2 separate regions of the Homo sapiens genome follow, and region 1 is linked to region 2. The links are chromatin contacts, found by Hi-C or POLR2A ChIA-PET in ENCODE. All regions are on one chromosome and are shown on one strand. Each heading gives the region's core, a stretch centred on a gene start or an enhancer-like site at or near the end of the contact. The rest is flanking DNA. Distances are from core to core; before and after follow the strand shown. Region 1 overlaps MYO1B (myosin IB). Region 2 overlaps STAT4 (signal transducer and activator of transcription 4).

What was found. A loop is a pair of places that touch in the nucleus more often than their neighbours do. ChIA-PET counts read pairs that join two places held with the same protein, here RNA polymerase II (POLR2A).
Region 1: a map of endothelial cell of umbilical vein shows a loop between it and region 2 (2.1-fold over the local background). The contact joins two enhancer-like sites. A Hi-C loop is called at or near these places in 1 of 168 maps with a recorded cell type or tissue (endothelial cell of umbilical vein). POLR2A ChIA-PET finds 5 or more read pairs at or near these places in 1 of 52 experiments (common myeloid progenitor, CD34-positive).

The regions. Positions count from the first base shown.
Region 1 is chr2:191,381,558-191,384,257 of GRCh38, reverse strand. It overlaps MYO1B (myosin IB), which reads right to left. Exons shown (of 31, transcript NM_001130158.3): 14 at 2,692-2,700; 15 at 916-978. Among named protein-coding and RNA genes, the nearest start is that of MYO1B-AS1, 140 kb to the right of the region's middle. Within about 2 kb of position 1,282, at least 5 of the 41 ENCODE cell types and tissues checked have a DNase peak (open chromatin) inside an H3K27ac peak, as active enhancers do.
Region 2 is chr2:191,037,103-191,039,802 of GRCh38, reverse strand. STAT4 (signal transducer and activator of transcription 4) reads left to right here. Exons shown (of 24, transcript NM_003151.4): 16 at 506-604. Among named protein-coding and RNA genes, the nearest start is that of STAT4-AS1, 17 kb to the right of the region's middle. Within about 2 kb of position 1,447, at least 5 of the 41 ENCODE cell types and tissues checked have a DNase peak (open chromatin) inside an H3K27ac peak, as active enhancers do.

The DNA.
Region 1 (2,700 bases), core at 33-2,532, 340 kb before region 2:
TATTCAAAGTCAGGTATTAGTAATCCTAAGCATAAATTAGTTTCCTGTTTTCCACACACAAAATCAGTCTTCCTACATTTAATTCATTTACAATAAACTACGGAATATGATCTAAAAACAAAAATCTTGGACTCAGAAAGCTTACTCGAAATTATCCAATAATTTTTCACACTTTAAGCCTTTTTGCATATGCACATACTTGGGTCATCCGAAAAATTCCAGGTCCCTGGCCACCTGCAGTCACACATGCAATGCCCTCTGCATGTATGATCTGAATCAATGCTACAGCTGCACTTAAGCCACTTCTGGGGTCCCACTTAATTCAGCTCCAGAGGTTGTCCCTTTATGTCACTTAAACTTAATATAATACCCGGTGAATAGTATGTTAAGAGGTCATTAGAGTTTTGGGAATGAAATGGATATTTTGATTTGGCAAAAAACTGGATGGCTGCTCAGAGCCTACTCTGATCAGTACTCACATGCCCAGGAGTCATGGAATAGACCTGGGCTCCAACCATACAAGAAAGGCTGGTACCTTTAAGGCCTGGTGTCTGAAGGTCATAAAAGGGTGTTGTGATATGGCCACTGGGGATCCTGGCTAAGTATCAAAACATCCAGCTGTCTATGTATGTGTTCAAGAACTGTGTATGATCTCTTAGGGCTACAATAAAATCTCTAGAACTCTGCAGTTCCTTAACATATATATATATGTGTGTGTGTGTGTGTGTGTGTGTGTGTGTGTACGTGTATATATATATATATACACATATATATGTGTGTGTGTATATATATATATATATATATATATAAAAAACAGTGAAAATACTAATGCTTAACATTGAGGCACTGAGAACATTTATAAGGGTGAATTATAGGACTAAAACATTCTTTAGAAAACTGTACCTAAGTACTCACATTTTCTATTAGGTCACAAATGATAGCATTATTGAAGTAGTCAATGTGAGTCCATTCTATATCCTAAAAGACAAAACAGAACAAAATCCAATGACACAAGATGAAGCCACGACACTACCATCCATAAAACAGACTTTGACCATCTTATCATATTTCCCTTCCTCTCTGAATTTATTTTCTTTATAGAATGGGTACTGCAAATGTCACAGGCAGTTCCCAAAACTTTCTCAATGCAGCTGCCTACCACTGACATAATCTGATTGAAGCAAACACCCTTGACCTGTTCTGAGACTGCCTTCCATTCCACTCTCCCATCTGCAGCAATTTCCCATGCACTTCACTGGCCCTGGGCCAAATATTTACTCAACAGGCCCTTGGGTCAATATTACGTTGTGTATGTTTACAATGTTTATAAGGAAATAAGTTAGAACTTGATCCCAAGAATTTAAAGCCTAGATTCTTCTGTTCTGAATCTGTAATCATAAGGAAAAAAATTAATTTTAGAGTCAATCTTGTGTTGTAGGGAAGTTAACTCTTTCAAGTGTTAAAAAAAACAGGCCAGCGCTACCACAAAGTATTTTCAACATAAGGAAAGACATGAAAATCTATCCACTGGTTCTAACACTGGCTACAAAGCCAAATCCATAAAGCCAAATGTAATCTTTCTGTGTCTACTTAACATTCTGTCCATAAATGTAAACATTTATTTGTCTTCTATTCATTACAGCAAGCTAGCAATCTTCCTATATATTCTTAGAAGTGTTTTAAACAATCTGTATAAACTGTTTTAAGTTACCCATCAAAGTTTGGGCATTCTCTTCATGATGAGAAGACAGGAAAAGAATGAATCGTGCTTTTAGAATATTTATGTTACTAAAAGGTGCCAGACAAGTATAAAACATTTCTGAAGCATAATGAGTACTCTAAAATAAAGATGAAATATTTATGATTTAGCTTTTGAGTAAATGGGTTGTTTTACTAAGCCACTGGGGATAACAATCACATTAGAAAAATCTATATGGAAAGAAAGATAAAAGAGAATTCAGTGTCCTTAATGGCTTAAAATGATACTAAGAAAATAAAGGAAAACAGGTAATATCATTACTAAAATATTAAGGCAAATAAACAAAAAAGGAAATAAAAATATAAACATAACAATTCCTTTTTATTTTTTGAAATAACTAATTTTACACTTGAAAAAAGACTGGCTATTTTAAAAAATAAAAGGGTGAAAAGCAAATATATATTTTTAAATTAATGATGAAAAGACTCTGCAAACACTACTTCTGGTTATTTTAAGATTATATTAAATGAGATAATCTATACATAGCACTTAATATAATACCTGCTATGTAGTAAGGACTCAGTAACTGTTACCTATTTTTACTATAAATTTGAATACTCAATACTTTTTGATATTGAACAAAGTCTCAAAATATTTTCAAATCTACTTACAGTGATGCTGACTTTTTTGGTATACAGTTCTCTAAGTTTTGGCAAATGTATAATGTCAAGCAACCACCACCATTATCAGTCCCCAAAATTCTCTTTGCAGCCACAACCCTCTCACAACTCCTATCTCCTGGCAATCCCTGACTCTATAGCTTCTTATAGGTAATCAGTCTCTATAGCTTTGCCTCTTCTAGAATGACAGATGGAATCATACAGTATGTAGCCTTTTGAATATGGCTTCTTGTTTAGGCTATCTTCTGAATTAGAATTTATATTACGAGTAAAAAAGGACCAACACTTTTAAAAATAGCATTTCAACATTACCTCCCGTAT
Region 2 (2,700 bases), core at 198-2,697:
CACAGACGGCTCTATCTCCCATAGCTTATCTCTCCTATTTTTACAATAGAAACCTCCCACTTCCAGTGTTTATGTTAATTAGGTGTTAGGTCATAATTTGAAGGTACTGATTCATTCCAGAGATAAACTTAAAATAGATTCTTTTATTTAACTTATAGAGAAGATTGTTGCTAATTCAATAGACTCTCTAATATATTGCACTTGAGACAGTGGGTGACATTTAAAAAGTATAAATGTGTCCGCAATGTCAGGGGAGATACTGGGAAGCTGCCTGACTGAGCACTCTGAAAGGATTCCTGCTCTTTCCTCTCTGTGCCCTTACTTATGCATGCTCAGAAAGTTCCATGGCCTTCACAAGTCATTTCAGTGACCAGGGCACCATGGACATCAGGACTGGAGGTGTGGGGCTGGCTTGAGATTGGCCCTTTAGAGGCGAGGGTCAAGCATAAGATCAATGTAAGGTGGGACTACCTGTAATAACTATGCTTTTTTCCCCCCAAACCAGACCAGCTCATTGCCTGTGGTGATGATTTCCAATGTCAGTCAGTTACCTAATGCTTGGGCATCCATCATTTGGTACAACGTGTCAACCAACGATTCCCAGGTAGACTCTATTTCTACCTCAACTTCTTTAATGCTATTCGATTTGTTTTATTGCCAACAAACACATCTGCATCAAAACATGTGTGTGCCAGTGGGGTGTGGGGTGAGAGTTGCTTTATTTGTAGTATTTCTAGTTGTATGTTTCCTCTCATGTCATATTTAAAGTAGTATGTTCTGATATATGTGGACCCTGAGAGAATTCTGCTAGCAAAAGTAACAGGGATTTGTTATTTCTGAGGGTCTGGTCAGCTGCCAACTATGTGCGTACCAGAGAGTTCCAGGGCCATCCTATGACTCTGTTAACTAAGCTGAAGGAAACTTCTTACCTCCCCAGCTGCTCTGGTCCCACCTTGTCCATGCAGTCTCTTCTACAAAGGTAGAGAATTGGTTTCCAAGTAAGTAAGTAGAATATTCATCAATCTTGCCTAATCGTATTCTGACAGTGCACATTTTCAAGTGGATTACAGATTTCATCCATCCTAGGCTCAAGCTGGGTTTTAATGCTATCTGGTCGTTGTGACACTGACCCAAAATTGGCCTCAAGTCACAAAGCAAGCAGTGAATAGGTGTTCTTCTTATAAGACAACCAGGGAAGGGAGTGGCAAAAAAGATGAGTCAGCACTTCCCCTTGCACCCCTCCTTCAAAACCTCAGTGTGTTGTCCTGGAAACCACTGAGGTCTAGAGAAAATAGGTCAGATGTAAATAACAACATTTCTTCTTAATTCAGAGCAAATGTTCCCTCCAAAGGGAAGAATTCTTCTACTTTAGATCCCAGTAGTAAGAACAAGATCATAATGAATCAGCTGTTAGTGTTCTTTCTCTTTGATTCAATGTTCTAATAAGGAAACAACGAGGAAAATGACTCAGGCCTACTCCTTCTCCTCCTCAAGTGCCCTAGCATCTGAGACAAATTAATTGCAGAGAGGAAGACTGTGCAGGGTGCCCCAAAAAGAGCAGAACTTACCAGAGAAATCGCCTGATCTTTAAGGCAAAGGACAGCCAATGCCCCTGAGATTAAATGCTGATCCCCATTAGATCTACACATGTTCAGCTTTCTTCCAACTCCAGGGAGTAGAAGGAGTGATGGGATACTTCTCTGTCCTCCAGCCTCACAGAGAAGTGCTGCACTTAGCTTTCTTCAGCAACCTCCTTCTGTAAGAAAGGCACCAAAGTCGTCACACCCATCATCCCAAATTTACATGGCTCTAGGATGAGAATCTAGAGCTATAGATAATATACAGCTCCTAAAACACAGATTCACAGCCTAGTTACAGAACCAGTCTAAACAACTAATCCTGGTTTCTCCTCTTAATTCTATCCTGCTTTGAAACCTAAGCCCTTAGGCCTTGATTGTATTCTGTGCTTTCTGGTCACTTTTCCAGGCACCATTCTCAGGTTCACAAAAAACCATCTCCCTAGAAATTCTTTCTCTTCATTCCTCCTCTTCCTATTGCCCATTCCTTGTTGGATGCTGTGTCCTCTTTCATTCCCACCTTCTGAAATCTCTTGAATTGGTTCTTTTTCTTGATTAATCTAAGCCCAATTTAGCTCTTGTTCACAACGGCCTTTTCCAGGCACCGCACTGGATTTCTGAATTCTTCCTTTCCTCTTCTTGAAACATGTTTCTTGAGTTTCACACATCTGTTTTCCAGTAATCTGGGACAGAGTCTTATGTTTCACTATTGTTGACCTGGTTTCTGGCACAATCTCGTTTGTAGTCGATCACACAGAATATTCTCTTATTTAGCTGGGCACAATGGTACACACCTGTAGTTTCAGCTACTTGAGAGGTTGAGGCAAGAGAGTTTCTTGAACCCAGGAGTTCAAGTCCAGCTTGAGCAACAGAGCGAGATCATTTCTCTGTTTTTGTTTTTTTTAATTATGTAGAGCAAATAAGAAAAGACTACTATGGTGTCCATAAAATAGGTATTTGAGGTTAATCATAATATTGTAGGGTCACCTTCCCTAGCCTGGGACTTTACCATTTCTAGCACTTTGGGATGATTGGTCTGGTCAAGGTAAAATTTGTGCCAACCCCACGATAAACCAATTAAATAATATGATATAAGTTTTGTTTAGGATGAATATTGTTTTAG